Linked DNA regions of Mus musculus: region 1 is linked to region 2. The links are chromatin loops, found by intact Hi-C in ENCODE. Cell type or tissue: gastrocnemius. All regions are shown on one strand.

What was found. Hi-C counts contacts between places; a loop is a spot of excess contacts. Peaks named below come from ENCODE experiments on the same cell type or tissue, not always from the same donor. Only the 100,000 strongest peaks of a DNase experiment are listed, where the experiment ranks them.
Region 1: it touches region 2 in a loop (7-fold over the local background); 2 of 42 quality-filtered maps call a loop at or near these places.

Annotation. Positions count from the first base shown.
Region 1 is chr6:114,920,810-114,925,809 of GRCm38, forward strand. Vgll4 (vestigial like family member 4) reads right to left here and starts at 1,012. Exons shown (of 5, transcript NM_177683.3): 1 at 508-1,012. The coding sequence starts at 589. In gastrocnemius, a CTCF peak has its summit at 2,114 (motif pointing left); a DNase peak (open chromatin) is centred at 1,089; H3K4me3 peaks cover 1,470 bases; H3K27ac peaks cover 1,819 bases.
Region 2 is chr6:114,640,897-114,645,896 of GRCm38, forward strand. Atg7 (autophagy related 7) reads left to right here and starts at 2,231. Exons shown (of 19, transcript NM_028835.5): 1 at 2,231-2,254. In gastrocnemius, no CTCF peak of the experiment used is centred here; DNase peaks (open chromatin) are centred at 2,209 and 2,682; H3K4me3 peaks cover 1,614 bases; H3K27ac peaks cover 1,535 bases.

The DNA.
Region 1 (5,000 bases), 280 kb after region 2:
AAAAAAACCCCTTGATGCCTGAGACAATGGCTCAGGAAAACAACAACTTACTGTGGCTTTCTGCTGTTGTTCCTCTACCACATGAAATTCAGAGCAAGGGTCCACACCGAACACTGTACACGGTGATACGTTTAAAAATAAGTCCCAAGGCCCCTCCCCTCTACTCCAGCACCCACATGTTTAACTTCTCCTTACTTCTGTAAATTCCTACTTATGCATAAAATGCCAACAAAATCAAAAGAGAAAAATCACTTATAATGTAACGATCTTGTCAGACCTTGCTAGTACATCACAAGTAAACTTTTAACAGCGTGTCTCCTCCAGCCCTCCCCGGCTGCCACCCTCCTGCCGGGCAAAAGCGAACTGTCCTGAAATGGTACACAACTCTCTTTCCACTCGCTCCACCATCACAAGAAAGACAAGAAAATGTTCATAAGCCAGTCAAAGCCCCCCTCCAAAGGAGGAGTGGCCATCACAAAAGCAAAGAGTACATTCTAGAACATCTACCTTCATAGCACAGAACGCCGATATTGTTGTTCATCTTGTCCAAGTATTGGTAGTTCAACAGGTCCATCTTCATAAACAGCATTTATCTGTCCGGCTAGCAAAGAAAAACAGTTCTTTGCTTTCACCCCCAAAGAGAAAGTTTCAAAATTCAGTCTTAGCTGAGTAGCTCCAGGCTCTCCTAAAACTTCAGGAAGACAGAGGCCCAGCCTCAGGAGATCAAAACAAAGTATGTAAAAGGTTTTTAAAAATCATACACACACACACACACACACAAAAATCAGACTCAAACAAAACCCGTCAAGGGCTTGTGGAAGGTGTCTGATTGTGTCTTCTATTCGGCTTTAAAAAATCATTTCAGAAGACTTCTCGAGCCCGTCTTGGGGGTTTAAAAAGAAAGCAGTAAAAAAGAAAAACACAAAGCACATTTCTCAGGACAAAGGCACTCTCCCTCACAGCCCGCTGCAAGCTGACTGCACTGACATGCGGGCTATGCTTGGTATGACTCGTATGTAAACCAGCTTCCTCTGCTTTTGGGAGGGGGTAGAGGGCTGCTGTGAGCATGCTCACTGGAGCCTCGGCTCAGGCTCCAGGCGCTGCAGAATTAGCAGGAAGCAGAAAGAGGCGGGGGCAGTGAGGCACAGGGGGTGAGGAGAGCCTTTCCTCCCCGGAGCCAGAGGCCGGCAGAGGCAGAGGCCGAGGAAGTAAACCCCAGCAAGTTTGTGGGTGTTTTGTTTGTGGGGGAGGCTAAGCACAAAGTTTAAAAAAGAAAATCTGCTGTGGAAGCAAAGTACAGGGAATTTAACTTTCCGTGACTTCGTTGCAAGGGCTGGGAATCCAGGGCTTCCACAGGGGTGTGCTCTGTTTGGTACAAGGTTTCTTTGTTTCTTTGTAAGATGGGTTTATTAAGTCCAGGGACACAGCGAGTGTTTACATTTTCTTTTTTTTTTTTTTTTTTTTTTTTTTTTAAAGATTTTATTTATTTATTTATTATATGTAAGTACATTGTAGCTGTCTTCAGGTCTCATTATGGGTGGTTGTGAGCCACCATGTGGTTGCTGGGATTTGAACTCAGGACCTCTGGAAGAACAATCAGTGCTCTTAACCGCTGAGCCATCTCTCCAGCCCGAGTGTTTACATTTTCAAAGTCAATGTTACATGTAACTTCCTTCCTAAACTCTGTAGCTGTACAGATGGACAGGACACCAGAGGCAAATCCGTCCTCAGAAGAGTAAACAGATCTGGGGACAAGTGAGTGGCCTACAGGTCTCTCTCTCCCTCTCTCCCTCCCTCTCTCTCTCTCTCTCTCTCTCTCTCTCTCTCTCTCTCTCTCTGTGTCTGTCTGTCTCTCTCTCTCGCTCTCTCTCTGTCTCTCTGTCTCTCTGTCTCTGTCTCTCTCTCTCTCTCTCTCTCTCTCTCACACACACACACACACACAAACACACACACACACACACACAAACGGGGGAGTGGGGAGCTGGCTGGAGAGGTGGTTCCGAGCACTGGCCACTTTTGCAGAACACTTGAGTTCAGTACCCAGCACTCATAAGCACCTGTAACTCTATTTCCATGGAACCTGACTCCCTCTTCTGGCCTCCATGGGTACCGCATGCAATGACACACAGACATTGGAAAAAAAAAATGTACAAAAAAAAAAAAATACTTTTTAAAAATCTGTTTTCCAAACTCATCTGGGAGGTTGTGACCAATCATGGAAACTTTAAAAATGTTCCAAGTTCAAATCCAGAGCAGTGCTGAGCTTCATCAGCATCATGGAAGAAAGGAAAAGACCTGCTCTAAGTGACTCTGCTGCAGCCTGGCAGAGTGGCACCAGCCTGTAATTCTAGCAGTCGGAATCCGAGGGAGAGGAACTGCCACAAGTTCCAAGACCTCTCTGGGCTACTGTCAGCTCTGTCACACCTTCCCAAGACTTCATTACAGTCACTTATTTTAAGATTGAAGCAATCCCCTACAGATGGAGGGGTACACACAAAACGCTTAGCAACTTCTCCTCCATGACTCAACATCAAATATGATGGTTTGTAGGCAAGGGGACACCAAGCTCAATCCCAGGGACCTATGTGGTAAACGGAAAGAACAAACTCCCCCCAAAGTCAGACGCAGACATGCTCAGCTTCCGTGTCCCCCCCCCCCCCAAAGATGGGGTCTCACTTTAAAGCCCTGGCTGTCCTGGAACTCACTATGTAGATGTGACTGACCTCAGACTCACAGAGATCCGCCTGCCTCTGCCCATCCAGTGCAGGGATTAAAGCTGTGTGCCACCATGCCTGCTCAGACACGCTCAGCTTTAAATGGCTGGCTGTTTTCATATTTCTCCACAATGCTCATCAACCCACGAGGGGTGTTTTCCTGATGCAATGAAGGTGAAGGAGGAAGCTCTCCACTTTAAAGTGAAAAGGCAAGATAATAATCCCTGGGAAGATATATGTCCTTTTTTTAAAGAGCTATTTTTATTTTTAATTATGTGTATAGAGTGGAGGCTGTGCATGTGACGCAGGTACCTACAGAGTCCAGAAGAGTTCTTGGAACCCCTGGAGCTAGAGTTACAGACAGCGATGAGCTGCCCAATGTGGCAGCTGGGAACGGAACTAGGATCCTCCGTAAGAGCAGAACGTGTTACAAACCACTCTGTTGTCCCTTCAGCTCCTATGCATCTTGTTGGTGATGGTGATTTTGTTTTTAAGACTGGGTCTCGCTTTATAGTCAAGGTTGGCTTAAACTCATGATTCACCTGCCTCTGCATTGCTGATATCAAGACTACAACCCCCACAGTCAGCTAATGGATGGATCACAGGGCTCCCAATGGAGGAGCTAGAGAAAGTACCCAAGGAGCTAAAGGGATCTGCAACCCTATAGGTGGATCAACATTATGAACTAACCAGTACCCCGGAGCTCTTGACTCTAGCTGCATATGTATCAAAAGATGGCCTAGTCGGCCATCACTGGAAAGAGAGGCCCATTGGACACACAAACTTTATATGCCCCAGAACAGGGGAACGCCAGGGCCAAAAAGGGGGAGTGGGTGGGTAGGGGAGTGGGGGTGGGTGGGTATGGGGGACTTTTGGTATAGCATTGGAAATGTAAATGAGCTAAATACCTAATAAAAAATGGAAAGAAAAAAAAAAAGACTACAACCGTGGGCCACCACATCCAACTGCAGTGTCTTTAAAGCTTAGTAACTAAAGGCAGTACAATTCTAAGCAATTAACAAGACCTTCAAAGGACCACGATGGAAGCACCTGACTTAAAACACAAAGTTGACAGGGAGCTATGAACGTTCAGAGCTGCAGAGGTGAATGTCTATATGGGATGTGTGTGTGTGTGTGTGTGTGTGTGTGTGTGTGTGTGTGTGTGTGTTCTTGCTAGTCACAGATTATGTCACATACTAGTATCAGATGACCAAAGTAAACTACATGTGGAAAAGACGAAAACCAAGGCCCAGCTGTAGTCAGTATAAGTCTCACCACAGCATACAATAGGTACTCTACAAATATTGGTTATGGCTCAGCCTCCTGGTGGAACAGAGATGGCGCCGTCACCACAGACACAAGCCCAGGCTAACCACTCAATCATTCTGCCTGCCAGAAAGCTGACTACTGAGTTAGTCTACATCAGCCAAACCCACGAGCAGCTTAAAAGCCGGGGGCCTGATAGCACTTTCAGATACTTATTAGAATCAAATGTTCCTACTTGAGCCTTTCGGAGAAGGGAACATTGTATCAAGTTTGGGAAGACTGGGAACACACAGCCCCCACTGAGCTATCAGGTCCCCGCCTCCAGTCCAGTCAACTGTTCTCTTTAAATTTCACAGTGGTTCCACTTTTAGACAATGGTTTCTGTCTAAAGGCGGTTCCCCATCACCATTCATGCAATTAAAATCAGTCTAAACTGATGCGTGAACAACAAAAGCAAAAAAAATCCAAAAAAGATTTTAGGAAATGAGCTGGTGTCCTTCATCAACTGAACAGCTGGATGTGTGAGAACTCAGGCTTACAGGCATCTCCGAATGTTCACATCCTCTACACATTCCTCAGCAGAGTACAAACAACCATCCAAGACACAGCATGGGCCAAGGCGCTTTCACCCTTGACCTATCTTAATACCCACAATGCCATTGTAAGACGGAAATCATGTGGTGCCCAGGATGGGACCAGGGCCTCAAGAATGTCAGCCACAGCCACAGTGCTACATAGAGTTTTAAGTTAAAACCTTGTGCCAGGCATGTGACACATACCTTTAATCCCAGCACTCAGGAGGCAGAGGCAGGCTGATCTCTGAGTTCGAGGCCAACCTGATCTATATAGTGAGTTCCAGGACAGCCAGGGCTACACAGAGAAACCTCTCAAAATACACACACATATACACACACACAGACACCACAACCAACACAACAAAAACAACCACAACAATACCCTTGCATTGATGATAAAGGAAAACCACTTAAGACTGACTTCTTTAGGATGCAAAGTTGAAGA
Region 2 (5,000 bases):
AAAGTACACAATGTTTTTCCAAGTCGACCCCTTGACATTCTGAAGTTCTGAGTCATTTACATTGAAGACAATCATCTTGGGGTTCTCTGGAATCATTTGTAGGAGGGCAGTGCCTTCCTGAGAAGTCTCAGCTAATACAGTTCCTTACATTACACCTTTTACTGCTTGGTGCTTTGTTCCTTGTTTCCCCCAGGTAGATATGCACATGCCCAATCAAAAATATTCACTGTAATCACAAAGGACCAGCCTCAGGCTCAGCCTAGGATCTTGAACCTAGGCTCTAGGTCTTGCAGAGTCCCGTGCATAACCTCAGTGTAAGGATATCTAGTTCTACAGCTTTAGGCCAATGTAGCATTCCAAGTCCCCATCCTAAAAAGAATGATCACAGTGTCACTTCAATGTAGCCTACTCTGTGCATACCACTGAAAATATTGAGAAGAGTGTGTGGGGATAGATAAATTTTCATTTGTCCCAAGGTTAGCTTCTCCCATCAAAGAAGCCACCAGAGAACAGGCTGGCCAGGAGAGGGAACAGTCCATCCAGCACAGCATGGTCCAGCCCTCTTGTATTATACTAGCTCCCATTTGCCTTTTTTTTTCTGGTCTTGTGTGTTACTCCTTAAGCAGAGAAAACTTATCAGAAGCAGGAATTCACACCTTCCATCTTGCTCTCTGTGATGTTTGGGGCAAGATGATGACTTGGGTGCAAAATTGTTGATCAGCTGTGATTGGTAGCCAGTTGTGGTCCTGGAGACATTTACCCACCTGTAGTTCAGGGTGGTCTTCCATTCCAGTAGTTATTCCTTGTTCCCCAACTTCATGCCTTCTTCCTAACGCTCATTTTGTGGGGTTTTTTTTCTTATTTTTCAGAGTCTAAGATTATTTCCTGTCACTCTGACTCCAAAGTGTCTGTCTCTCTCTCTCTCTGTCTGTCTCTCTTTCTTTTTTCCAGGAACCACTTTCCATTTGTTTACTCTGCCCCCCCCCCCGTATAAGCTATAAGGCACACACACACACACACACACACACACACACACACACACACACACACCACCTTGTAATTTATCCATTAGAAATAGGAAACCCTTAATGTAAAAAAAAATCAATAAATAGTCCAAGATATTATGATGAATCCCTAGAGGCACTCCAAAGGCACTGTGTGCCAGGAAAGGTGTCCGTGGACTGCCATCTCAGCAATGGTGATGCGGTATCAGGATGCTTGCCTTGAGCTCTGATCATCCTGGACTATAGAACTAAATCAAGTCAAGTACACTCTTGTCGCTAAGGAAGTCACTCATGTGCAAGACTCCCCAGGCTAGAGCATTTCATTATGTTCATTATCCTGTCAAAAAAAAAAATGTTTTCCCAGTAGTAAGTTTTTTGTTCGTTTTATTTGTTTGTTTGTTTTGTTTGAGATAGTGTAGCCCTGGCTGTCCCAGAACTCACTACTCACAGATCCACCTACCTCTGCCTCCCAAATGCTGGATTTTTTGTTTTGTTTTGTTTTGTTTTGTTTTTCGAGACAGGGTTTCTCTGTATAACTCTGGCTGTCCTGGAACTCACTTTGTAGACCAGGCTGGCCTTGAACTCAGAAATCTGCCTGCCTCTGCCTCCTGAGGGCTGGGATTAAAATCTTGTGCCACCACGCCCAGCCCAAATGCTGGAATTTAAGACATATCCCACACCGTCTGGCCCATATTAGGTTCTTAAGAAGTGATTTTATAGTCACTGAAGTTGCTGGCTGCAGTAGCTTGGTGGATATTTTAGATTCTATTTGGTTTTCCAGAGTTATATTTGGTTGGGCAAGCTTTTAATCCCAGCACTGGGGCAAAGCAAAGGTAAGCAATCTCTGTTAGTTCGAGACTAGACTGATGTATATGTATACAGGTCCAGAACAGCCATGGCTATGTAGTGTAAATATGAGGAGGACATAACCTTTTTAAAAAATTAAAAATGCAAAAAATAAAAATAAACCTTGTTTCAACACCTGTACTCTAGTACTACCCTGGGAATTTGATAATAATTCCGTAGTACTGTAGAGTCACTCGCAGGAAAATGTAATCTTCCTTACAAGCCCCAAAAGGCTTACAGGTTAGCCTTAGTTTCGCCCCGTTATTGCGGTTGTGGGGACCCTTTTTGTCGTTGTTGTTGTAGTGCGCATGCGCGCCGCGCTTCCGCGTTTGTGTGGGCTGGGTTATTACGTCATTGGGCCGCGCGGCGCGGCTGGGGCTGTGGTTGCCGGAAGTTGAGCGGCGGTAAGTAAGCCGTGGTTGCGGAGCAGCTGCCGGGGCTGGCGGGGTTCACTTAGGAAAGCTGAAGCCAGTTTTGGGCTGGTCTGGAATATTCTTCACCTGTCTATACTCGGTCCCCTCGTACTCCGGCAGAGAGTGTTGCGATCTCCGGGTCGGGAGGCGCCTCTGGTTGCTCATTCTGTGAAGTGCTGCCTTTGGCGTGTGTGGACCGGCCACGGAGTAAGCTTGTGTCCCCGGACTGTGAAGGGACTTGATCTTGTTACTTATGAGGAGGACATAATTAAATCTTTTCTACTAGAGGTTCTGCATCCCCTTAAAGGACCCAGAGATTACAAATTAGTACTTTATAGGAAATCAGCCTGGTGAGGCAAATGCACTTGTCAGAAAGTTTCTGAGCCAGGCATGGTCGCGGAGAGAGGTGACCCCAGCCGCAGGGAACCTGAGCCAAGAGAACTGCTATTTAGAACCAGCCTAGGCAATCGGACACAAACCCTTTTGCAAACTGGAAAACGGGTGTGGGATGTAGTTAAGTCCCAGAGCGGTTCTTCAGCGTTCCAGGGTCCTGGGTTCAATTACCAGCACATGCCAAATTGAATTTGAGATGAGACCGAATCAACCTGCGTCTGCAATTTTATTTAATTCTTTAAAATTATTTGTAACTTTGAGTGCGTGTATGCGTGTGTGGTCTCATGCCTCCAGAGACAAGACATGGCGGACCCCAGCAGAAGTGGAGCTCCAGGCAAGCTGTGCCTGATATGGGTGCTGGAAACCCTACCCAGGTCTTTGTAAGCACTGAGTCGAGTCAGCTTTCCAGTATAAATTAATTTATTTTTTTAAGACTGAATGCCATGCACCCCATGCTGTCTTTGAACACTCAGTGAAGCAGAGGCCGGCCTTTGAGTTTTTATATTTCTACTTCCACCTCCTTGAGTCCTGGGATTACAGGTGTGTACCACTACGCCTGTTTTTCTGATGTGTTCCTGCATGCTGGGCATCATAATATCATGGACTATTTATTGATTTTTTTTTTTTTTTTACATCCAGGGTTTCCTATTTCTAATGGATAAATTACAAGACGGTGTGTGTGTGTGTGTGTGTGTGTGTGTGTGTGTGTGTGTGTGTGCCTTATAGCTTATACAGGGGGGAAACAGGGGTAAACAAATGGAAAGTGGTTCCTGGGGAAAAAAAAAGAGACTTTGGAGTCATATTGACAGCAAATACTCTATCATCACCTCAGAGCTTCACTCCCATATCAGGCATCCTATTTATAAATCCTGGTCACAAATGTGCTTTCCCTTTCAAACGTGCTAATTTGGTGGCTTTTTATGTTGGTTTGACTTTGTCTTTCTTTTTTTAAAACCCATGTAACTGGTAAACAGACCTGTCTGCCTTGTAGACTTGAGGGCTCTGCCTCGGGCTTTTCCTTTCCCATAGACTGTTTATTTGTTTATTTTTTATTTTATTTTATTTTATTTATTTTTTTTTTTTGGCCTTGGTTTGTGAAAGCTCATGACTTCCTGTTGCTTCCAGCTTGCCTCCACCCAGTTCTTACTCAAAAAAGTCATGTGAGGAGTTAAGGACTGTGGCTTGCAGTCACAGCCCATTGCCCAATTAGAGTCATACTTGCTTTTAGTTGCCCCATGTGTATCTTTGAAAACTGCTAGACTGCCTTCCTCTCTCCTCTGTAGCTAAATGCACTTAGTTCTTTATAGTCAGTTCTACTGTGATACAAGACTTTTATATTATTAAATCCTAACATACAAAGCAGTGTCTGGTATATATGTTTAACAAATATGCATAGATATACCAAGTAAATGGCATACTTGAATACCAAATAAAAGACACATGCGAATGCCTATTATGTACCAGGCTTTATTTGTAAGTTAAGTGTCAGTGAATTGTACACTTTAAATGAGGTGGTAGTGATTATCTTTTTTTTTTTTTTTTTTTTTGTTTTTGTTTTTCAAGACAGGGTTTTCTGTGTAGCCCTGGCTGTCCTAGAACTCACTCTGTAGACCAGGTTGGCCTCGAATTCAGAAATCCGCCTGCCTCTGCCTCCGGAGTGCTGGGATTAAAGGCGTGCACCACCACACCCGGCTGGTAGTGATTATCTTAATCTCAGCACTTGAGAGGCTGAGGCAGAGAAAGCAGAGAAAGAAGGATTAAGAGTTCCACATGCTAGGTGTGGTGGTGCACACCTTTAATCCCAGCACTCTGGTGGATCTCCGAGTTCAAGGCCAGCCTCATCTACAGAATAAATTACAGGGGTAGCCAGTGCTATTCAGAGAGACCTTGTCTTTAAAAACCAAGAGATCAATCTTCTGATAGGCATAATTGTACAATCGTTTCATCTCAGTACCTTAGGAACTGGAGACCATCCTGATCTTCACAGTGGGGCTTTGTCTAAACAAATAAAAAAGTTGAGGCCTGGAGCAATGTTTCAGTGGCTTACCCATGCCATGCAAACACAAGGATCAGCGACCCAGAATCCTCATAAGTACCAGGTGGGCTTGATGACCTGTCTGTAATTTCAGCCTTGGAGGGTAGAGGCTGGCTGTGCAGAGCAAGCTGGCTAGCTAGACTAATGATATGGAATATTGATGAGTCCTGGGTCTGATTGAGAGACTGCTTCAATGGAACAAGGTGGAATGTGATGGAGGATGACTCCCAACTTCAACCTGGGCCTCCACAAGAATGTGCACATATGTGCACCCCTGTGCACATGTGCCCTCCCATAATGCAAACACGC